Regions from separate parts of the Homo sapiens genome. Here all the other regions are linked to region 1. Evidence: chromatin loops called from intact Hi-C (ENCODE). Cell type or tissue: PC-3. All regions are shown on one strand. Region 1 holds the start of LINC00572 (long intergenic non-protein coding RNA 572). Region 2 has its middle 91 kb from the start of UBL3. Region 3 has its middle 16 kb from the start of UBL3. Region 4 overlaps UBL3 (ubiquitin like 3). Region 5 has its middle 76 kb from the start of LINC00365.

The links. Peaks named below come from ENCODE experiments on the same cell type or tissue, not always from the same donor. Only the 100,000 strongest peaks of a DNase experiment are listed, where the experiment ranks them.
Region 2: a loop joins it to region 1, with 6 times the contacts of the local background. A loop is called at or near these places in 5 of 110 quality-filtered maps.
Region 3: it touches region 1 in a loop (4-fold over the local background); 35 of 110 quality-filtered maps call a loop at or near these places.
Region 4: it touches region 1 in a loop (8-fold over the local background); 43 of 110 quality-filtered maps call a loop at or near these places.
Region 5: it touches region 1 in a loop (12-fold over the local background); 3 of 110 quality-filtered maps call a loop at or near these places.

The regions. Positions count from the first base shown.
Region 1 is chr13:29,921,724-29,926,723 of GRCh38, forward strand. It overlaps LINC00572 (long intergenic non-protein coding RNA 572), which reads right to left and starts at 4,928. Exons shown (of 2, transcript NR_047501.1): 1 at 4,780-4,928. In PC-3, a CTCF peak has its summit at 2,677 (motif pointing left); DNase peaks (open chromatin) are centred at 638, 2,438, 2,998, 3,898 and 2 weaker places; H3K4me3 peaks cover 1,778 bases; H3K27ac peaks cover 3,587 bases.
Region 2 is chr13:29,756,974-29,761,973 of GRCh38, forward strand. No RefSeq gene overlaps it. Among named protein-coding and RNA genes, the nearest start is that of UBL3, 91 kb to the right of the region's middle. RefSeq lists an enhancer at 2,098-2,147. In PC-3, no CTCF peak of the experiment used is centred here; DNase peaks (open chromatin) are centred at 1,688 and 2,018; H3K4me3 peaks cover 456 bases; H3K27ac peaks cover 2,269 bases.
Region 3 is chr13:29,864,469-29,869,468 of GRCh38, forward strand. It overlaps the pseudogene TIMM8BP1. Among named protein-coding and RNA genes, the nearest start is that of UBL3, 16 kb to the left of the region's middle. In PC-3, no CTCF peak of the experiment used is centred here; no DNase peak of the experiment used is centred here.
Region 4 is chr13:29,768,856-29,773,855 of GRCh38, forward strand. It overlaps UBL3 (ubiquitin like 3), which reads right to left. Exons shown (of 5, transcript NM_007106.4): 3 at 3,257-3,343. Among named protein-coding and RNA genes, the nearest start is that of UBL3, 79 kb to the right of the region's middle. In PC-3, a CTCF peak has its summit at 2,500; no DNase peak of the experiment used is centred here.
Region 5 is chr13:30,030,789-30,035,788 of GRCh38, forward strand. No RefSeq gene overlaps it. Among named protein-coding and RNA genes, the nearest start is that of LINC00365, 76 kb to the right of the region's middle. In PC-3, no CTCF peak of the experiment used is centred here; a DNase peak (open chromatin) is centred at 3,053; H3K27ac peaks cover 307 bases.

The DNA.
Region 1 (5,000 bases):
AATAAGTCCTTTCAGAAGGATTATCAGAATTAAGTGAATTTATGCAAGTTCAGCATTTAGTGCACAACTTGACACATAATGAGTGTTACTTGCTACTAGCATCAATAATTTATAAAAATAGAATTTTGGCCAGGCGCAGTGGCTCACGGATGTAACCCCAGCACTTTGGGAGGCCGAGGCAGATAGATCACGAGGTCAGGAGATGGAGACCATCCTGGCTAACACGGTGAAAACACGTCTCTACTAAAAATACAAAAAATTAGCTGAATGTGGTGGCAGGCGCCTGTAGTCCCAGCTATTTGGGAGGCTGAGGCAGGAGAATCGCTTGAACCTGAGAGGCGGAGGTTGTAGTGAGCCGAGATCGCACCACTGCACTCCAGCCTGGAAGACAGAGCGAGACTCCGCCTCAAAAGAAAAAAAATAGAATTTTATTTATTTCATGCTATAACAGTCTCTTTCCAGCTTTTGGGACATTTCTTAATTTCCTTCCTTAGTGGAGAAAAAAGTACTTGCTATGTTTTGGTGTTCTTATTCCTAGCTGTGCATTGAGATCATCTTGAGCCTTTAAAGATGTTGATGCCTGAGACCCGCCCTCCAGAAACCGTCGTTCAGTGGGTGCGGTATAGCTGTGACTAATTTTTGTGGAGCATTTCTCATGCAGATCCAGGGTTGATAACCCCTGCAAATCACTAGATAGCTTACCACTTCCACCACAGGTCCCTTGGGCCCTTATTTCTCGAGTAACAAGCTGTAATTCGGGGCAATTCAATCTCCAGAATATCCTACTATTGATACCCAGAGATGTACATTTCACCTTTTGTAACTTCACCCCTGGTCACTCCGTCCAAGCTCCCATGATGACTCAGCATTCTTAATACCTCTTGGTTTTCCTTCTATTTCTGTAACAGTAAAGTACTTCTTCAGGATAACTTACTACTAAGTAATAAAAACATGAACTAGTGGTGAGTAGTAGGGGAAGAAGAACACATAAAATCTTTCCAGCTCTCCATTTCTCATTTCTCCTCCCTAACTCATGATGAGTGGTAGGCCTGATCCCATCAGCCATGAGTGGGGAGGGCTGAGCTGAGGGCATGCATAGGAATGGCCTGGCCCCTGGGCCCACGTGAGCAACTGCACGGACAGTTGGGCTATTATAATAATAAGTCTAGGGTAATTGCTGATAGAGAGATGCAGATCCCTATTTTTTGCCCTGTAGCCGCTTAAAAACCTTTGTTCATAATTGTAGATGTAAAGCTTGTACTTCTTACTGGGCATTGGATTTCAATGGGAATTAGGCCAAAATATGGACCAGAGAATTGGCCCCACTGTGGCCAACCTGGGAATGCTGAGTCAGTCCTGTTCTGCTGACTCAATTCTCTCTTTGAACTGCAAGACTCACAGTCTAAGCATTGAGACCAGTGGTTCTATTGCCAAGACAAAGGGGAAAAAAGGCTGATTAAATTTGAGACATGGCAGATAATGCCAAAAGGCAGAGGCAATGTGATCTCTGAAGAGAGAGAGACGGAATATGTGTTTTGGAGATACGAGTATTGGAAAAATGGAAATCTCATCATAAAATGACTGCTGTGAAGCAGTTGCTCTGAGGAATCCCCCTTTACCCATGTCCTCTTAGATTCCCTCTTTCTTTGTTCCCTTAGACTCTTCTAGTTCCAGATGGTCTCTGGTGGTTGCTGTTGTTTTTCTAACAGCCCGGGTTTTTAAGTCACTTAAAAACCCACATGAAAGGCCCATGAAATATCAAGGTGATTCTGAGGACTGGCTCCATTTGCTCCAGAGCCCGAGTTCTGGCTTAGGTAGAGGACACCCCAAGGAGACTCAAACCACAGATCCAACTTTGAGCTGCTTCCACAAGCCCCAAAATGCCTTGAGCCTAATCCAGACAGGCTTAAAAGTTTAGCTGGACAGGATCTTGGACATAATTTTTACAGGTTAGGAAACTAATAGCTAGAGAGGGTAAGTAAGTCACCCAGATCACATATCATGCCTGCGACAGAAACAGGACAAACACCTGCCTTCCAACAGTCATGCACTTGCTGGGTTCCTTCTCTGAGCTGGGGAACGCCAGGCTAGCCCTAGAATGGCATGCGAGGCTGGAGAAGGAGACTGTTCCCAAGCCATATACCCCATGGCCCTTCAGTTTTGGGTGAATGCTTTTGAAAATTCTGTCTAGGCACCAATTACACAAACAAAACAGAAGAAGTGGAGACTGGGCGAGCCAGCCAGAGAGAACATTCTTTATGTATGAAGTCACTGGCTTTCAGTGCAAACTACTTACAGAAACAAGGTTCTTGTGTGGACTGCCACAAGTAAGGCTCTCCAAGGCCTCTAGTTGCAGCAGAGAAAATGTGATAAATCTACAAAACGTTCTGCAGCTTTACTCAGCTCTTTAAACTCAAATATTTGTTTTGGATGAGGAAATGGCTCAGGGCATGAGCACAATCTCACCAAGTGTGTGATCCTGGTGCCACGTGGCCACAGCATGATTCAGGATTTCTCCTGCCTTAGCCACTCCTCTAACCAACAACAGCACCTGAGTCACACTCCTGGCGTCCTTGCTGGGGCTAGGACCCACCCCTCCATTGGCAGCCTTTGTCTCCGGGGGCACGTGCAATACAGCGCCCCCTGCTGGGCACCCTGTCCTGCTCCTCTCCAGCTGGGTTTGCCTGCCTGGACTGGCTGCCCAAATTCAAGACATGGCAGCTAATGCCATGTGCGACTTAAAGGCTCTCCGCTTCCTATTTTACAAGAGGCTCTGTCTGCTTAAAGTGCTCAGTGCCTGGTGATGCCATGTTTTTTCCTGTCGCTAGCCCCCTCAAAAGAAGGAAATTCATTTGGGAGTTGTTTGAGGTGGATGAGGACATCCTTCCTTCACATCTTTGGTGTCACTGGAACAGGTGGAATTCCTGGCTGGAGGCAGGTGATGCTCCGGTGAGCACATCAGAGGCAGCAGCCGCAGTCTGCTCACCCTGCAGCTGAGACGGGGGAGAAGCTTCGCCAGCTGCCTCATCAAATGGAATGCAAACAGAGAGGAGAGCCCCACTTGCTCATCATGCTCCTAGCTACTCCAGCCTCGCTCCAGGGTGCTCAGGGCAAAAGAGGGCAGCCCTCTGCCAAGGAGGGCTTCCTGGTGTGTCTTTCCATGGAGGAAGGACTCCTCTGGGAAGGACTCCTGCTGGGGGACTTGGGGCATCTGGATTGCCAGCTGTACTCAGCAAGGAGCGGCCGCAGAAAGTTCTGAGTGCTTCTTGAGGGAAAGCATAAGCCATCAGCAGAGAGGGAGAGAGTCAGAGCAAGAGCGAGAGCGAGCGAGAGAGAGAGAGAGAGAGAGAGAGAATGGGCCTCCCAATCTACAAAGTCCCTGCACCAGAAGTAAGGACATCAGGCTTGAGACCTTGAGGCTGCAGCTGTGCACACCCATTCCCCCAGCCACTGCTCATGCCTGCAGTTCCTGCCACAGAGAGAGGCCTTCCACCCCACAGCTGAAAATAAAACTTAAATGCACATACCCCTTTGACGGAAAAACAGTGACTTCAAAACCATCAAAACAAGAAGTCACTGATTTTAAATCCTTTACTGAGATTGATAGGGAAAAAGGATTATGCAGGAGCTGGACGTGAACCGTGGCTGCTACACAATTTGGGCTAGGGCTTACTCTTCTCTCATTAAAAAACCCTATTTATTCCACCAAAGTAGGTAGAGTTCTCCCTCTCCTCTTTGGATTCTCTACTATATTCCTTAGTAACGTCATGAGGCTTTCTCAGGACTAAGCCTGCAAGTTGTCTATTAAGCCAGCTTTCCAGTGGGGACTGCCTAATATTGACCAAATACTTTAGAGAGTCATATCATCTGTGAGCTGGCAGAGATCCAGAACTCCAGTCTAGCACTCACATTTTACAGACAAGGAAGCCAGTGCCAGGGCCTTAGCCTGGTTTCACAACTCTTTCTCTGGTTCTCTTGGTGACTGACAACAAAACGACGCCTCCCTATTCTGGTGTGGCTTGGGCTTCTGGCTGCTGGCACAGGAATAGCCAAAATCCTTCCTTTCAAGCTTTCTGTGTAATGGAAACCCTGCTTGACTAATTAGGGCCCACCTCTCTCAAACTCCTGAATCACTGGCATTCATTAAATATAGAAAAGCATTTTATCCCCCTAATGAAGGAGAACTGGAATAACATAGATGAGTCACACACACTGAAAACTGTCATGATATTCAAGAAAGGTGACCTTCTCTCACACCTGCAGACCTGGGAGGGTGGATTGAAATCTACATCCAGTTTTCTCCTTGGGCTCTGACTGGCAGGAGGGTTTGTTGCTTGTTTTTTTTTCTTTTTTCTCCAGTTCCTTGTAGTAGGATGGAGATGTGGGTTCTGTTTTATGAGGTGTGGATTGCGTGGGCTGATGGCGTGGAGGAGGAGACTAGAAGAAAAGCAATACACACACACACACAGAAACACACACATACCGCCCCCACACACATTAATGCATACACACAAACCCCACAAAAACACACATGCAGAGATACACATGCACACACTCATACCACACACACAGACACAAACACAACCATACACTCACAACACACAAATGCACATATCAACACACACATAGACACTCTCACGCACATGCAAACACTCAGACACATACACCCACTCACACTACACACAAACACAAATAAATATGTACTCACATTCTCTCTCACACACACTCTCTCACACACACACTCACACACACACACATACACCTTTGGTTGCCACAGACCTTGGTGTTTGTTCCCACTGGCTGGCTCAGCAGAAAATGTGGCTGAGTTGTAAGACTCTGTTTTGAATGTGGGAGTTGGAAAGAGCAAAGATATTCTTCAGGTTCAGGAAGGCACCGGCCAACAGGAGCCGAAGGAGGAAGAGAGAAGAGATGATTTTCTTCCCTAAGAATAACTTTTGAAGGTGGAGCTGAATTTCACCTGTTCACCTTGGTGATGTCAC
Region 2 (5,000 bases), 160 kb before region 1:
GAGATAGTGAGTCCACATGAGAGCTGGTTGAAGTGTGTGGCACCTCCCCTGGTCCACCTGTTCTCTCTCTTGCTACCACTTCACCTTCCACCATGAGTAAAAGCTCCTTGAGGCCTCCCCAGAAGCTGAGCAGATCCCAGTACCATATTTCCTGTACAGCCTGCAGAACCATAAGCCAATTAAACCTCTGTATAGATTACCCAGTCTCAGGTTTTTTTGTATTTTTTTTTGAGATGGAGTCTCACTCTGTTGCCCAGGCTGGAGTGCAATGGTGCGATCTCAGCTCACGGCAACCTCCACCTCCCAGGTTCAAGCGATTCTCCTGCCTCAGCTTCCTGAGTAGCTAGGATTACAGGCACATGCCACCATGCCAGGCTAAGTTTTGTATTTTTAGTAGAGATGGGGTTTCACCATGTTGGCCAGGCTAGTCTCAAACTCCTGACCTCAGGCGATCCGCCCGCCTCAGCCTCCCAAAGTGCTGGGATTACAGGCATGAGCCACCACTCCTAGCTCAGGTATTTCTTTATAGCTATGCAAGAATGGACTAATACAAGTTTGATTAGTTTTTATGTGGGGGTATTAATACTCCCACGGAACCACCATTCATTTCAAGATACAGGATATTTTCAGCACCCCAGGAGGTCCTCTCATTCTCTCTCCTGGTCAATAGCATCCCCCACAAAAAGTGGCCATTTTTCTGACTTCATCATCATAGGCTAGTTTTGCCTGTTTATGAACTTTATTTAGAGCTCATACAGTATATATTATTTTACGTCTTCCCTTGAAGTTTTTTCCCTTCAAGTTTCTTCCCTTGAAGCTTCTTTCCTTGAAGTTTTTTCATGTAGCAGTAGTGTGTTATGTCGCTTTGTGATATTTCATTGTATGAACACACACCACCATTTAAAAACCCATTCTGTTGTTAATGGACATTGTGTTGCTTGTAGTTTCTTAATGAAGTGGCTCTCTTGTGCTTGTCTCCAATGGACAGATGCATTCTTCATGCTGGATATTTATCCTGGGGTATAATTGTTACATCAGAGGGTATAAATATACTTTTAGCTTCGGTAGATACTACAAAAGTTTTGTGAAATGATTGTTCAACTTACATTCCACCTAAGAATATCTGAGTATTTCAGTTGCTCTGAATCCTGACACTTGCTATTGTCAGTCCTTTTCATTTTAGCCCTTCTGGCAGGGCTGTAGTGCTATTTCACTTGGTTTTAACATTAAATAGATGAAAATGGCATGCCTATAAAATGGAGTATTGTAGAGCTATAAGCAAATGCGTTTTCAAAGATTTAATATTCTGGGAATATGCTTGTGATATGTAAAGATGAAAATCACATACAAACTCTGTATATAGTACTCTTTTATTTTTATTTTAATGTATACATATTAATAAAGAGGACTAGTGGAAATTCACCAAGATATTAAGAGCTGATTTTGGATAGTGGGATTCATTTTTTTTTCACCTCATACTTTTCTGTAATCATGAGATTACAGTCCTACAATGGAAAAATATCAATTTTAAAAAACAGAAAAAAATTATGTCATATTTTTAAGAGTAGTCTTTGCGTGAGAAAATGAAACTTCAATGTTCAAAGAATAAATGGGACTTCTCTGGGCCTGTTTTATCATCTGTAAAATGGACCTACGTCACGACCACAGAACAGTGCTTGTCACTAAGTAAACAGTCAATAAATGACAGCCTTAAAATACAGAACACTCCCAGGATGGCAAAGGAGGCAGTGCCCTCAGGGGAGTCAGGGGTCAGAGCAAGAAAGTGAAGGTAACTTTCAGAGAGGAGGTCGAGGGCATATGGCAAGTTTCCAATGGAGCCTGACCTCCAGAGGCCAGTGAAGGGTTTCTGGAATGGGGGATGGTGTGTGACAGAAAATGGGAATAGAAAAGGGGATGTCCTGGGCCCACAGAGAGACTCCAGTGAGGACGCTGAGAGGTGACGTGGCTGTCTGCGGTTCCTTGTGGTCTCAGAGCAGATGATAATGGTGAGGTTGCGACAGAGTGCCTGGGGCTTGCCCTCCACTTCTGACAATGAAACTGGGAGAGGAACAGGTTACTCAGAGTGCATGAGGTCCTTTAGAACTCGGAAATATAACTTTAACTGGGTCTGGTGACTTGAACCAAGGTAGCTGGGCACCTGCTTCCTGTCTTCATCACCTCGGTTGGTTTCCAGTTCCACATTAACTGTTCTTATTCCCAGCTTTAGAGTGTGCTCCCTTCTAGGGCATCTGCTCCAAGCCATAGGTGTTCAGATTTAAGGTGGGTGGTATGAGGCCCAGGCATCGATATTGAAAAGTAAAAAATTATAACTCCCTAAGTGATTCTAATGTACAGCCACACTTGAGAACCATGGGATGTATCCCTGCTGTCTTTTGTGTGACCATAACAAATATGTAGTTTTTATTATTTTTCTGTCAACTCTAGCTCATCCCAGGCCTTTCCAACATTATTCTCAGAGGTGTTTGGCACTTATATTCATCCTTGATTTATATATCCAAACTCCCACTTTCTGTTCGTGTCTTTTAAAATTATGAGATTGGAGAGCTGACTTGTAGCCACAATGGTCTCTTTAGATACCTCTTTTCCCTTCATCAGAATAATTTGTGACTATATAGCAGATACTTATTTTTCAGAGATCTGAATACACAGAAGCATCTTCATATTTTATCTCATCTTTTTGTAAGCTTATTTCATAAGGTTTGGAGTAGATGTTGATGCCTAACACTGTCTTCTATGTATATCATGCTTTGAACTGGAAAAAGCGCCAATGAACAGACTACTTCTCAAGAAGTACAGAGCATCGGGCCCCACAATTAGCAAAGTCAGCAGCTCCTCCAATGTATAGATTCAATGGTATTCCTATCAAACTACCAATGACATTCTTCCCAGAACCAGAAAAAAAACTATTTTAAATCCCATATGGAACCAAAAAAGAGCCCCAATATCCAAGGCAATCCTAAGCAAAAAGAACAATGCTGGAGACATCAGAGGCATCATGCCACCTGACTTTAAACTATACTGCAAGGCTACAGTAACCAAAACAGCATGGTACTGGTATAAAAACAGGCACATAGACCAATGGAATGGAATAGAGAGCCCAGAAATGAGGCCACACTCTATGGCCATCTGATCTCCGACAAACCTGACAAAAACAAGCAGTGGGGAAAGGACTCCCTATTCAATAAATGGTGCTGGGATAACTGGCTAGCCATATGCAGAAAACTGAAGCTGGACCCCTTCCTTACACCACAAAAAATCAACTCAAGACGGAATAAAGACTTAAATATAAAACCTGAAACTATAAAAATCCTGGAAGACAACCTTGGCAATGCCATCCTGGACATAGGAATGGGCAAAGATTTCATAAGGAAGACACCACAATCAATCATAACAAAAGCAAAAATTGACAAATGGGATTTAATCAAACTTAAGAGCCTCTGCACAGGAAAAGAAACTATTAACAGAGTAAACAGACAAGCTACAGAATGGGAGAAAAATTTTGTAAACTATGCATCTGACAAAGGTCTCATATCTAGCATCCATCAGGAACTTAAACAAATTTACAAGAATAAAATAAACAACCCCATTAAAAAATGGGCAAAAGACATGAACACTTTTCAAAAGAGAACATACACGTGGCCAAGAAGTGTATAAAAAAAGCTCATCGCTGATCATTAGAGAAATGCAAATCAAAACCACAATGAAATACCATTTCACAACAGTCAGAATGGCTATTATTAAAAGTCAAATATTGGCTGGGTGTGGTGGCTCTTGCCTGTAATCCCAGCACTTTGGGAGGCTGAGGCTGGTGGATTGCTTGAGCATGAGAGTTTGAGACCAGCCTGGGCAACATGGAGAAACCTCATCCCTATAAATATAAAAAATTAGCCAGCCACAAGCCTGTAGCCCCAGCTACTCACGAGGCTAAGGTGGGAGGATCACTTGAGTCCAGGAGGCAGAGGTTGCAGTGAGCCAAGCTCACGCCGCTGCACTCCATCCTGGGCCAGAGTGAGACCCTGTCTCAAAAATAATGAAAGGTAACTAAAGTCAAAAAATAACACATTCTGGAGAGGTTGTGTAGAAGGGAACACTTATACACTGTTGGTGGGAGTGTAAATTAGTTGAACCATTGTGGAAAAGTGTGGCGTTTCCTCAAACACTTAAAACAGAAATACTATTCGACGTAGCAATCCCATTACTGGGTATATATGCAAAGGAATATAAATCGTTCTATCCTAAAGATACATGCATGCATGTGTTCATGCAGCACTCTTCCCAACAGAAAAGACATGGAATCAACCTAAATGCCCATCAGTGGTAGACTGGATAAAGAAAATGTGGTACATAGGCAGCATGGAATACTATGCAGCCATGAAAAAAGAATAAGATCATGTCCTTTGCAGGGACAGGGATGGAGCTGGAGATAATTATCCTTATGAACCTAATGCAGGAACAGAAAACCAAATGCTGCATGTTCTTACTTATAAGTAGGAGCTAAATGATAAGAACACATGGACACATAGAGGGGAAAAACAGACCCTGGGGCCTACCAGAGGGTAGAAGGTGGGAGGGAGAGGATCAGGAAAAATAACTAATGGGTACTAGACTTAATACCCGGGTGAAGAAATAATCTGTATAACAAACCCCTGTGACATGAGTTTACCTATATAACAAACCTGCACATGTGCGCCTGAACTTAAAAGCTAAAAAAGAATCAGCAGCTCTGCAAGGGCAGGTTTTTTCCTTTCTCCTCTACAGCTTCAATGTGCTGGCTTTGCCCTCAGGTTAGCTCCCTTCTGGGTCCAAATGTGGCTATAGCAGTTTCAGTCATCAAGTTCAGGCAAAATAATGTAAACAGGCAAAAAGAGTCTCTTGCAAGGTCTCCTTGGGAGTGAAGGAACTTTCCCCAGAAACACCCTCAGCAGAGTTTCCTCATGTCTCCTTTGCCAGGATGGAGTCCCATGGCCACTTCTAAAGCA
Region 3 (5,000 bases), 57 kb before region 1:
GTGAGCCACCACGCCCGGCCGAGGTCACCATCTTAATGCCAAACTTAGTACGGACATCCGATCGGCACAGCCACTACAGCCCAGAATTCCTGGGCACAAGCGATCCTCCGGCCTCAGCCTCCGAAGTAGCTGGACTACAGGCATGCGCCACTGCGCCCGGGGCACGAACTGTTTCCTCTGCCTGGCATATATTTCCCCTGCTCCACCACCTGGCTAACTCCTGCTCATTCTCTGAAACTCAGTGCCCTCCAGGAAGGAGTCCACAACCTTCCCCACACCTCAACCAATCTCAGTTTCAGCCTCTGAAAGACCAAGGGGAAGACATTGGAGTCCAGTGTGGCCTGCAGCAGCCCTTGACTAATAGCACTTTGGCAAGTGTGTCCTGCTTTGGCATCCATTCACATACCTGTGTCAGGCACCAGGCGAGAGCACGGAGCTGGACAGGTGAGGCCCTGCTCTCATGCAGCCTCTGTTTTCGTAAGGAGACAGCTAATAAACCCAACAAGTAAACACACGAATATACAAGATAATTTTAGGTAGTCATAGATCTATAAATAAAGTAAAATTGGGTAATGAAATGAAGAGTGACAAGGAAGGTAGTCAACTCAAGGATAGATGGTCAGAGAAGGCCTTGGAAAAGACGGCACTTTAGCAGAGACCCGAATGAAAAGAAGCAGCTCACCAAGTGAAGTGCTAGGGGCAGAAGTTTCCAGGTATTCTTCACTTAAAGGAAGTGTCATGCATAAACATCTAAGGTTCTAACCTTACCTGCACATCATCAGGGTTCAGCTTGTAGTAGTTGCTCAATAAATGCTATGAATTGGATTGTTCAGCTGAAGAAACTAGGAAGGCTCTGGACCTGTGCTTTTTATCTCTTAGGACTCTCCTAACATCCGCCTGTTGGGGAAATACCACTACTTTACAAGATTCCTTGGATTGTCTTGGGTAAGCAAAGAAAATAGAGTCAGGCAGGAATTGCTATGTTCTGAATTACAAACACAGCCTGCCTCCAGCTCCTGGGTATGCCCAGTTCTGACATTTTCAAAGTTATCTGGAGATTTGGAGAGGAATTTATCATCTTGTCTTTGTGGGTAGGTTTTTCATGAAATGTTCGTCTGTATATCTCCTGCTGTTATTTTCTCTATTGTCACAATTCCATCCTTGATCTTATATCCAAGTGACCTTACAGTGGAACTAGAAGTACTTCAGTGAGACCAGGATTTCATGGAAAAGACAGTGACACTGCAGTTTTATTAATTTTTTTGAGAATTCACATTTATTGAATTACTGATGTGCTACAACATGGAATTTCTGAATTCCAAATAAATAAATTTCACTTTTTAAACATTTGTTCTGTTACTTTTTAACACCAACAAACTTGATAGCAGCCAGCTGCTGACCTGACAATGGGTTGACAACCTTCCCCCACTGGCTCTTCAGTCTGCTTAATCAGAAGTCCTTTGCTGCTTCTCATCCTCCCAGGGGATGGCCTACTGCCCTCCTTTCTGTACAATCTGGGCAAGCCGACTGGGATGGTAAGAGTGGTGTCAATGAAGCGGTCCACAGAGCTAGAGAGGCAATTTTCAGTGTGAGAGTCTAGGCATTTCCCTGGCTTCTCCACACATCCATCCCAGAACAGCTCCAGGAAGCGACACACCTGTGCTGCAACCCTGCTTCAACCACCTCGCCCAGCACTGTCATTGTCCACGTGAGTCTCAGGACCTCTCATTTTTCTTAAAGCCCCAGGAGCACATTTCACAATTTTATTTCACTGAATGCGTGTCCTGATATATTTAAACAGAATTGAAATAATAAACCCCCTGATTTAGTTTGAAAATTAAAACATGCATAGGTCCTAAACCAGCTTCAGTTGAGAAAAAAGTTACTTTCTACTCATAGAAAATCCAACATGAGAGATTTCCCTAAAACACTTTATTTTGCAACTACTTCAAAACATTGCAGCAATTTGAACAAAGATGTACTGGGTGATGCTCATGTTGTGCACAATGCTAGTCTGAAGATTTGAATTGTTAACTCCAGCAATTTCCATGACCAATTGGAATCTCTATTATTGATAATCAAAGTTGTCGTTTCCCTGAATCCTAGGGAGCTCAGGGCACTTGAATCCAAAAACGTCTGGGTGCTATGTAGAATACAATCAAACATTAACGGAAGGGAAGTGGGAGAGAGAGAAGCAGTATACTCATAGACAAAGTTTGCAAAAGGGTGAGCTAATAGAAAAGCAGCAGCAACAAGCACAGAGGCCATGCCTTGGGCAAGAGGCAGGAGAGGGTGTCCATACGGTGTTCTGCTTCTCTTTAGGGGAGCCCAGGGCAGGTGTTGTTGAACTTTCCCACCCTCATAGCTCTCAACTCTTGCATTTGTTTATTATGCCTGATCTGTTTAGTTACCTTGTCCAAAGGGAATTGCACCAATTACAAGGGCATGGAAATGAATGGATTGGTGGAGCTCTTTTCCTTGCAATTTTTCATACTGCATGGGGTTTTCATCAGGCAGCAGAAGGGGAAAGAACATGGAATAGTCCCCACGAACCTCCCTGGGCTCTACCACACATCTGCTGTGTTGAGGATGTAGAAGGTGAGGACGAGCCAAAAACAAACAAAAACAAAAACAAAAGGAGAATAGAAAGAAAAAGGAGCAGAAGCAGAAGGAAAATTGGATGGCACTGACAGTCCCCAGGTGACTTCCATGTGTCAGGCACAAGTAAAAAGGACTTGTGAAGCACCAGATTTATTTATTAAAGTATAAATACTTCAGTTCACCTAATCGCTACAACAACCCGTTGAAATGCCCATTTTTACAGGTGAATAAAAGAGACTCAGAAGCTAAATAACTTTCTTGTGGTCACTGGGATTCATACTCATGCCTGTTTAACTCTAAGGATTAAAGAGAAGGGGAGGGGATGATCAGAAAAGGTACCATGTGGCAATTTGCACTAACTCACTAACACAGAGTTAAGACGTCAGAAGAACAGGAGCTTCACTCTCCTTAGCTCATGCATATTCACTTTTCTTCCATAAACATAAAAAAAAGGTAAGCAGCTTCAGGGACCCAGAAGTAAATTATTGGTTTAATAAAATGCTGGCCTTTGGGTTTACTTTCTTTTAAAGACACAGTTTATCCGTCAAATTCCACTCTCGGTTTGTCTTATTCCAGGAAGGGTGTTCCTCCCTTCTGCACAAATGTGATTACAGGCAACTCTGCATTGGAAAGTAGTAAAAAAAAAAATGTGAAATCAAATTTTACCATTTATTTAAAAACTAACCACACCGCTAACATTTATTAGTGTATAACAATGGCAAGTTTAAACACACCTCCTGACACTGTAAAATGCTTGGAGGCCTGGACAGATCTACTGACTTTTTATCCTTTTTTTTCTTGCCAGCTCTGTCCTGTTTGGATGCAAGCAAGTGGCCCAAAGCCCTTTCTGTTTTTAAGAGTTTAGGGCCAGGCACAGTGGCTCATGTCTGTAATCCTAGCCCTTTGGGAGGCCAAGGCAGGCAGATGGCTTGAGTCCAGGAGTCCGAGACTAGCCTCGGATACGTGGCGAAACCCTGTCTCTACAAAAAACACAAACATTAGCCAGGCGTGGTGGCATGCACCTGCAGGCCCATCTACTTGGGAGGCGGAGGCAAGAGGATCGCTTAAGCCCAGGAGGCAGAGGTTTCAGTGAGCCAAGATTGCACCACTGCACTCCAGCCTGGGTGGTAGAGTAAAACCCCGTCTCAAAACAACAACAATGAAAACAGTGTTCTAAAAATTAAAGATGTGCCGGTCAGATTTTAAATTCAAATTTTCTTCCAGGTGCCTATTGAGGAAAATGAAGGATGATTTTGTTGGAAGCCTGAGTTGATTTCACCCTCTACCTGGTGATTCTTCTGGACTTACATTGCATGGTAATTAAATTAACATAGTTTACTCTAAATCAGGTTATTCCTTTGGAATATGCCAAATAATGGTCATGAAGATATCTGGGAAACGTTTTGTTGTTATTGTTGGTGGTGTTCATCTTTTCACAAATTTAAACTCCAATTATATTTGAGTATGTGGATGCTCTTCACACAAGCCTGTGCTAGTTTGTTCCAGGTCTTGTGGTAGTAGAATGTGTGAAGGCTCAAGTTTACAAACAAATTGTATTAGTGATGATTCTTATGAGGTCAAGGATGAAATTAAAATTCTTAATTACAAATCATCGGCACCTCCATTGTCAGGGGCGTGCTGGGATTCTCTGAACAGCTGCGTAATGATCCTCTGTGCTTCAGTGGCGTTGGCATGCCTTTGAGCTTGTTCCCTATTCACCTTTTATTTATAGCACCACGAGCGTGTTTATTTTCATTCTTATAAAAACTTGATTTGCTGACTGCAAGATATGACAAAGCTTTCATATCAAGGACAGAGACCTGTGATTTTTGGAACAGATTGTCTTTTATGGGATGATTCACCATGGACTCTTTAGTTAAAGCGATGGGCTCCTTTGTTTTTAGCTCTTTTTTTTTTTTCTTTTTAGTTTTTTAAAAATTTGTTTATTGGTTGGCGTTAGCCTTTGTTTTTAGCTCAACTAACCCGACTAGCTGTGGATCTTGAATTCGCTTTACCTGCATAGACAACTGAGGGAAAGCATGTTTCTGGATGTAGGGTGACGTTTTTAGTTTTTGATTAGCTGACATATTCTGGTGGCCCAAAGAATCACAGGATTGTAGAGTGGCAAAGCCCTTGAAAGTTAACCCACTCAGTTTCCAGCTTGGGGTTCTTGATGCCAGGGATCTGAAAAGATGGTGATGGGAAAGAGAGCAGGCCAGTCCGGGCAACAGAGTGAGACCCCATCTCCACCAAAAATTTAAAAATTTGCTAGGTGTTGTGGAGCATGCCTGTAGTCCCAGCTACTCAGGAGGCTGAGGTGGTTGGGAGGATTGCTTGAGCCTGGGAGGTTGAGGCTGCAGTGAGCCGTGACCATGCCACTGCACTCCAGCTTGAGCAAC
Region 4 (5,000 bases), 150 kb before region 1:
AGCCTGATCAACATTTCAAACCTTGAACTGAACTTAAAATGTACACATACCAAGCTGTATATCATTCTCATACCCGTCTTCTTGACTCTAATAAGACAGACCTGGATTACAAATTTTCATCTCTGCTACTTCCAACTGTGTAACTCTCAGCAAGTTACTTACCCTCTAAGCTTCTGTTTCCTCAACTAAACTGGAGATACTAATTCCATTACCTGCCCTTTGTAGCTGTGTCCATTAAATCAAACAATCCAAGCAAAGTGCTTTGCACAGAACTTGGTACAAAGAAAGCATTCAGTATATACTACCATCATCATTTTGAGATAGCAAGGAAAATGAATCTGAGAAAAAAGGTAGGTAAACTGAGATATATATGTAAAAAATGTCAAGACAGGCCTGGAAAGCTCCTGAGAGGCTTACCATTTGAAGTTACAAATGTAATGCGTGGGAGCTATTATTTTTCTTCTCCATCTGAATTTTAACTAGAAATAGTAGGTATTGATGTTAATAACATTTAAAAATGTGAAAGAAGAGGAATACCAGAATCTAAAATGCGTTTTCTTCCTTTCACTGTGGATGCTTCTGCTCTCTCCTATGACACAGTACAATATCCAGAATAGAGGTTTTCAACCTTTAGCGTACATAAAAATCACCCAGGAATTCAATTCACTAGTAAAATTAGGAGATGGGGGTTGGGGAGAGAGGGCATGCAGAAATCTGCATTTTAAAATAAGTATCCTAGATGAGTCTCATGCCCACTATTTCAGAGCCACATTTTTGGAAATGCTAATCTGGGCCATACTGAATGCCAAAGCTTTAGCTGATCATCTTCTTCACCCTCCGATTAACAAGGCTGCTGTCACACCTTTCCTTTAATGAAATGAAACTCTATATGGCTATAAAGGTTCTATTTTAAAAAGGGGGGATTCAGGGCTATGTTTTAAGACATTTGATAACCAAACATTTCAACCTGAAACTTAAGCAGAAAATTTCAAGAATGGCAGAGAATGCCCAGGCTTCCTACTTTGTCTGCATAATGGCTGAATTCCACCCATGGCTGTATACCCACTACTTCGTGGTCATCCACTGCTTGACCACTACCTATAACAAGATCTCACTAACTTTCCCTGGCAGTCTATTCTTTCTTTAGGTAGCTCAACATGTTCACATATTCTTTCCTATATTGAAGAGAAAACTGTCTTTGATTTTCAGTTACTGATCCTAAGTCTAATTCACAGGGCTATACAGAGCAAGTTCTAGGGCCACACAAAGCCTTCTTCCACACAGGCCACTCAAATATTTAAAGATGGTTGTATTTCCCTGTGTGCTATCTTCTTTATTATTCACATTGAAGAACACAGGGAGGCTAAAAAGAAAAACTGAGACCCAAAAGACAAATAGTTGAATGTTGTTATCCAAACTTGCTCAAACATCCAGCTACAATTATTAACGCGGAGGTCCAGGCCATGCTTCTACACTAGAGATAGTTTATTGTTTTTGAAAAGAAGGACAGCAACACAGAATTACAATAATAATTACATAAGTCAATCTGTTCATTATTCTAAAACAGATTTCAAAAAAATACTGGTAAAAAATTATACTTTAGTGGGAATAAATCAATAGTTTTGATTTTAACACAAATTCTATGAGCTTTAATATGAAGTTCAAACTCTGAGGTCACAACAGAAAAGATAATTAAGGAATGGAGTTGGTGGGAAATTGCTCACATAGATCAATACTCAAAAGGGAAATGGAGCATTTCAAGGTTCACTCATATAATCGATAGATTAAATTCAACCAACATTTACCAATTTTTAATTCACATAAGATCTTGTATGAGCCATGGAGAATTTTAAAAAGACTAGAACATGGTCCCATCCTTAATGAATGTACAATATAGCCAGGGAGCTAACAGTCAATTCTTACATGAAGAGCATTAAGAGTTGGTCCATCTATTTATACAAAAGCTATAAAAAAAAAGCTACAAATCAAAAAAGCTCCATTTTAAAGTGCCAGATATCTCTTAGTAGATAGCAGCATTTTTTAGACCAGTTATAATACTACCAGTGAAACTCAGTGTGAGATTACAGCCTGAAATGTTTTACTCACTTGACATTGTCATAAAATCATTTGCATTCATCTACTTTAGCCCTTATTGCCCAGGATTTTTACCAGTGCATTTTATCTGTTTGTCCTATGTAATACTAGAGCAACCTGAAGGGAGAGCTTCTGTCTTATTCAATCCTGTATTCCCAAGTGCTTAGCACAGTGTTGGCCCATAAGAATTTAATAAATACATGCTGAATGAATGAATGCAAATATTCTACCTTTAAGGAAAAATAGATTAAATATTAGGTTTAGAGGAAAAACTCAGACTATATTCAGTGAAATATATATTTAGATAGACCATTTCATTTGCCTATACGTTTCCAATTATCTGAATATATTTGAAATACCTATTTTCAAAACTACCATCAAATCCTGTTGATGGTAGAAAATATACCCCATAAGGGGGCAATATTGAGCTACATTTCTCCAATCATATATAAAGAACAATAATAGCTAACAATTAAGGTGTTTACTATGTGCCAAGCACCATTTATGCACGTAAGCACTTTGAATATATAAAGTAATTTACCCTTCTTAACCTATGAGGTAGGCACTACTGTAATTCCATTTTACTGATGAGGAAACTGGAACACAGGTTGGTTAAGTCACTTGCCCAAGGTTTACACAGCCAGTAAGTAGTGCAGCTAACATATAACTTAAATAGTCTAGTTCCAAAATCTGTTCTTTCAACTATTATGCTAAAATGCTGCTCTAATGTCAGCCACCTACTTTATTCTCACATGATTAGCAACTGTATCAGGTAGAAACATCTGAAAACATCCCTTCATATATTTGAAAACTATCATAAATTTTTCCTAGTTTGTGTGTCCAGTCTTAAGTTTAAAATACTACATCTGAATTATATATTATTTGGAAATATAATAACGTTACATTTAAAAAATAGTAGGTATAGAATCCTACCTATACTGGGATAGAGTTTATTTCACAAGGTAGTAAATACTTACTACAGTCCTAAAACTAAATTTAACAGAATATACAATGTGAAGGAGTAGGCATACCAGAAATAGGCAGAATTCATAGTTTGAATTTATCATTTTTTTTAGCAAATTCAAAGACATTAACATTTAAAACAAGCGAATCATGCTACCATGAGACAGACATTAAATCCCATTACAAAGGTGGCTGTTACCTCCTAATGTGACATTTCCATGTAGAAATCGTCCTTGATAAATAAGTCGTAGAATATTTGGACTGCTGACCTGCTCTTCTTCCCAGTCTGAAAAGAATCCAGTGTACTGGTTAGGTATATTCCAACATATAATTAAGGTACTACTATATTGTTTTAAAAATTCAGATCCAAATCAGTTAGAGTACAAAGAAGGCCCTTGGAGCTTCCTACTACTATTAGAAACAGTCACTATTCATACATTTACCGCAACCTTGGTTATTACTTATTCTTTTAAGTAGCAAGAGCTGCAAAAAGACTCGTTTTGCTTCTTAAAGAATACTAAAATGTACCAAATTGTAGTCCCCAAGTTTAAAGTTAATACAAATGAGTTGGGAAAGACCTACTGAGTAAAAAGAAATATCATTTTAAAATTAATTTCAATTACCAGTAATTAACACATAGTATTATAATGCTCCAATATTTGTACCTGTTAAAATGTACATTTAAGGCTAGAAAACAGCAGGCTTAACAAAGATCTAAAAAACAGTTAATATATTGATATTGAGAATAACAAAAAAACTGTTTACTTTTGGATAATGTTGATATATTATCTTATTGTCTATCTGAAGTCAGTTAGTAAACATTAGAGAAGATACAACTTTAGTTCACCTCACCCAAAATGAAGACTTGGAAGAAACCAAAAAAATTATATATATTTGGAGGTACTGTACAAACATGAAAGCTAGAAAAGTGTACACACAAAGAAAATAAGACAAACTGGTAGGCAGAATGGGTAACAGAATATTTAACTTCAGCCTATAATTTATATTATTGTAAAAGATGGAAACCACTCCATTAAAATAAAGGTTTAAGGACACTAGTGTTATGATAGGGTAAAGGTTTAGTAATTTTCATGAGCTTGCAGATGTAACAATTTAAGCTTTGAGTTTAGTAATGATCTGAGAATTCCTTTGTCTTTTTTGTCAACAATTCTAATGTGTTTGTTTCCTATAGAAAGAGATAATGGTTAACACAAAAAAATAGTTTAAAGTATTCTGAAAGAGTGACAGAAGATAAAGGAAGTAACTAGAGACTTTTCTTTTGCCCTTTTTTTGACTATTCAAAATGATGAATGTGAATTTGATAAAACCACTGCCTATAGGTAACTTAGGCACAGCAGAAATGAGCAGAGGAGAAATGAATCCGTCATTTCCTGCCCCCGCTCCATGCCTTTAGTCTCTTCCCTCTTCTGTCTCCTGTAAGGCTTTGTTGCCTTCTGATCCCATTGTTCCCAGGTCCCTCCTATTCTAGAAGAAAGATCAAATAAGTCTCTAACACTATAGTATGAATTGCTTTGAATTCATCAATTCCAAAATTATTGTTTAATAGAATATTTCTGGTCAAGATGGAAGTGCTCCATAGATACAAAGGTAAATGACAGTAATTGTTTAATTCACAGGAAACAAAGACTGATATTCTAAAAATACTTGAATTTTTTTTTTGAGATGCAGAAACCTGAAGCCCCATGTTTCATTATCTTATACAGAGTGTCATGATTTCCACGTACTTCACTGGTGTAATATGCTATCTCCCTTCCCCTCTCCAGGGATCTAAAATTTAGAGAAATCTTAGAATATAGCTTAAATGAAGAATTTCAGGTGTTATTAACATATCCTAAGTATAACAAGATTTTTTTGAACCTTTGACCCAATAATAGCTATGTGTCTGACTATTCCACCTGTTAGTAATATTTCCACTAAATAGC
Region 5 (5,000 bases), 110 kb after region 1:
AGGAAACCTACAATCATGGCGGAAGGGGAAGCAAATGCATCCTTTTTCACATGGCGGCAGCAAGAAGCACAGAGCCAAGTAGAGGAGAACGCCCCTTATAAAACCATCAGATCTCATGAGAACTCACTCACTATCATGAGAACAGCATGGAGGCAACCGCCTCCATGATTCAATTACCTCCCAACGGGTGCCTTCCATGACACATGGGGATTATGGTTCAAGATGAGATTTGGGTGGGGACACAGCCAAACCATATCATATAATAAAGCATCATTCTCAGTAAACTATCGCAAGAACAAAAAACCAAACACCGCATATTCTCACTCATAGGTGGGAATTGAACAATGAGAACACATGGACACAGGAAGGGGAATATCACACTCTGGGGACTGTTGTGGGGTGGGGGAGGGGGGAGGGATAACATCGGGAGATATACCTAATGCTAGATGACGAGTTAGTGGGTGCAGCGCACCAGCATGGCACATGTATACATATGTAACTAACCTGCACAATGTGCACATGTACCCTAAAACTTAAAGTATAATAAAAAAAAATCAATCTGAAAAAAAATAAAAATAAAAAATAATAATAATAATAAAGCATCAAGTCAAGGGGCCTGGGAACCTAAGGTGGCACTCCTGGGGAGAAGACAGAGCCTTGGAAGAGTCTCAGGAAGGTAGCGAATATAGGCTAAGCTTCAGCAGTAGGTGCTACCTCCATTATTCTGAAGAATGACCCTGAAATAGAAGTTAAAAGATGGATTGGCTGGATTGTAAGTGACAGCTAACATTGATATCTCTGCCCCACGCCTAGGCGCTTCTTTATCCAACAGGTATTATGTGCCCCACTGGGTGTTAATTGCCAGTCTACATCCTTTGTGAGGCTCAGTGCCATCTGAAATGCAGTATCTGTGTAAGTTTCACACCTCCCGGGAACCAAGGTGCTGAACTGAGTATCAAGAGGAGGGTGAAAGGAACGTCCAGAGGCAAACCTCTTCCAAGGAAAGATAAAGGCGGTGGCACTGGCAAACCATCCTCTCTTTTCTCCCTGTTAATGGGGCTCCCATGCCTTCCATCATAGGACTGGGTTCACTCTCTTCTGCTTTTCTGCCATGTAAGGACACAGCATTTGTCCCCTCCAGAGGATGCAGGTTTCAAGGTGCCATCTTGGAAGCAGAGATCAAACCCTCCCCAGACACCAAACTGGCCGGCACCTTGATCTGGGAATGTCCAGCCTCTAGAACTGTAAGGAATTATTTTCTGATTTTTATGAATTAGCCAGTCTGTGGTATTCTGTTATAGAGCACAAAATGGACTGAAGACACCTGAGTTCCCTAATTCCCATAGTGTTCAGTTGGACATCAGAATATCAATAAAATCACCAAGGATCCAGCAAAGGAAGACAAGCCTTTGTTTTTTTCTAAAATAACCCAGGATTCAAAAAGGACCATGGCTACTGAAAATGGAGCCTGGGCACCACTAGCACTGTGTGTGTCTGCCAATCTTCTATCACCTCTCCATCTCTCCCTCATATTTTCATGGGTTCATTTGCAAAGGCTGATAAAGAAAATTGCCACAAGCTGCTGTAGCAGTGGAAACGTAGCTTATGTTGTGTGCGGGCATGCATAATGTGTGCTCACACGTGTGTGTGCAGGTGTGAGCATGTGTATCTCTGTGTCTGTGTGGTGCATATTTGTGCATCTCTGTGCTCACATATATATGCATATATGCATGTGTTTGTGTGTGCATGGGTGTGTGTGTGAATACATTGTGTGTCTTATGCATGCACATGTGTTCACCTCTGTGTGCATGCATGTGCACTTACGTGTGTGCACTTGTCTGTCTGCATGCATGTGTGTGCTTGTGTGTGTTTGCAGCAGGCAGCAGCAAGTAGCATAGAACACTGCGATGTCACTGTCTGCAGGTAGCCGCCCCACCTGCCAGCAGAGAAGAGGAATGGGCTGTATTTACCACTATTAAATTGCTTGCTACTGGGCCTCTGCCTTCACTGCTTTTGTTTTTGCTTTGTTGTTATTGTTTGTTATTTTTCCACATGGGTTTGCTCTCCTGAGTGAGATTATAAATTGCTCAAGGACAAAACCTTGTTATATTTTGTGTGTGATTATGATGCAGTTCCAAGGCAGCTCCTCCTGTCATCTTTGTTCAGACTCTCCCTGACCCCCACGTGGTTACACCACTGCCTCTTTATTTTGGCTCCTGGAGTAAGTCTTCATATCTGCAGACCGTCAGGAAGGGTCCAGACCCCAGAGCCAGCTATTGGTGTGAGAGTGGGTTTCTGGCAATGATTCCCAGCGAATGCATCCACTGAGCCCTCCCCAGTTCAGTGCTGTGTGGTACACATTTGAGAGCTCACCAGCCATGGCTGGGACTGCAATGGGAACACATTAAATCCTCCAACTTCCACCCACAGGTGACAAAGGGGACACTCTACTGATTATGCTCCTTGGTTCCCTGGTGCACTGTCCACCTTTTTCTGCATGCTCTGTGCCCTGGAAGCTAATGCTAAGTCTACATCATGCCAGCTTGCTTGCCCCCTACCAGTTGGGTTCAGCCACAGGAGGCTGAAGATGAGGGGAGAGAGAGGTCAAGGTATGTGTCCCCACCTCCCATTTCTTCCCTGCCAAAGGCAGCCTGGCAAAGGCTGACATTTTTTCTGGCTACAGCTCCTGTTGGGTGGATCTTCTTGACAGAATCTTCTTTGGGGCTCAATGGCCACTGGCACTGATAACACTATTTCCCCTCTGTCCCTTAGGGCTGGGCTAGCAATGGCTGCTCCAGTTACTACCCCTAGGGGCCTGAACATCCCTCATGGGGTCCCTTAACCCTGCCAACCCTCACAAGTAGTCCGCTCACTAAACTTTCCTTAGACAAATCTTTTGAAGGACGATCTCCCTCCACCACTCTGTCTGATAAAGCCATAAAATGTGCGCTCTTCAAGGGCAGGGCTCTGCCTGAGTCATTGTTAAGCATCCCCAGTGCTTAGCTTAAGTAGGTCATCAACAGATGTTTGTTAAAGAAACACTGGTTGGATGAAGAATGAATAACTTGCATGAATGGATGGTCTGGAAACTATAATGGTGAATGAGTCAGTGATATTTATAGCACAGTAAAACAAAAACCCAGCCACCTCCTCCCCTACCTCCCTGTCAAAAGAAGGGCCTTCAAGAGGAAGGAGAGGGAGACACTTGAGTAGGATGGCTATGGCATGTAGCACGACAGGGAAGACATCCGCTGCTGGAGCTCCTCATCCAACCCTCAGGAACAGCAGCACAGTTATTGGAAACGGACTCAAGCTTCCTGGCACACAGTGTCTGTCTGTGGAGAAGCCAAACCATGTCTCTCCCAAATGCAGACCATGAAATAAAAGGCAACTGGAGAGGGTATCATTTCCCTTTTATAGCTCAAATGAGAAAGAAAGGAGAAGGAAGAGAGTGGCCCATTGTCTGTGAGGGCAGAGAAGGAAAGGATGTCTGCTTGCAGAGAGGGCAGATTTTAAGAATGAATGAACCACATTTATGACAGGAAGCTCTTCATGAGTGTCCTCCCTATCTCCTGTCTTAGAGCAGAAATACTTTCAAGCAAGTATCTGTTTGCATTATCCTTTTTGCATTACTGCCCAGAAAAGAATTGCATGTGGCACTTACGTTACATAAATGTAGATCCAGCCCCACTGTATGTGACTGCGCAGATGTGTAATATGAATGGTGGAAGGAATCCAGCATGGGAAGAGGGAAAGCTGTGTCTGGCTCTCGCTAGATCTGATGCAAGTCCTTTGCCTCTCTAGAATTCTCTTTTCCCTTTGATAACATAGGGGATTACAACATTATCTCCCTGGATCCCTCTCAGATTGATGTTATGTAACTGTGGTTTCATGATCATGTTCCGTGTGTCCATGTTGCCCAAAACAAGACCAGATCCATGGCTGTGAAAGAATGATTAACATAGATTCAAAGTTCTTTACTCACTGAAGCAAGAAAGTGGAATAAATAAGCAATTTAGAAGGATTTTCAATAACAAGGGCTGAAGTAAGAAAGTATTTTTGTTTAATGCTTGATTTTCCTCCAAATGAAGTTTATATGTCCTAAGCATTTTAAATTACGCTTTGTCTTAAGTATTTTTAAATAGCTTTCCACCAATTCCCAATACTTTTCTTTAGAGTGTATATAATTTCCATGAGGTTTAAAAAAAGGAAGAAAAATACAAATTGAATTTATTTAGGTAATGCTCACTAGGGTTTTCTTTTGGTCCATTTAATGATAAACTGTCTCCAATATTTATAGATATCCTGTGCTCGAGGTTTTTTGTTTTTCTTGTAGTATCTACAGGGATGAAAATCTTAAGTAGGCAATAAGATTTGTAAACAATTTATTTGCTGTGTATTGAGTTGCATTTATCAAATCGAGTTTAAAATGTACCAAGCGAAACAAATTGGGTTGGAATGAATCCGTTTATGAACTTTATTTCATTTGAATTGCAGACTCAGTATGAAGTCAGAACGCTGCTTGTTCGATCCATTACAACTTCTAAGACAAGACCGTGGTGTGGTCCCTGACAAACTGATCTCTGGTTCCTTCAAAAACCCTCTCCCCTTTCTCTTCACTGTCTCCTGTAGCCCTTAGCAACTGACATTGATAATTACTTTTTCCATTCAGTTCAACCAAATTTATTGGGTGCCAGGCTCCGTGCGTGGTGGGTTTAGGGTGTGAGTCTGGTGTTTTCTATAACATGCAGTGAGGGGTGTGTCTCATAGAACTTGGCGTTAACAAACTCCTTAGGCTATACTGATTGTCTATTAGTATTAGTAATTTATTGTTTACAGATTATTCTCCACTAATACATTGTTCCTTCAAAGCTGGCTGCCTTGGCTGATTACCCTAATCTCATTATGTAGAGAGGAAAGGAAAGCTCGACAGGTGCAGGAACACCCCTGAGTCCAGTTGTATGAATACAAATATCAAAAACAAAGTCCATGGAGACACA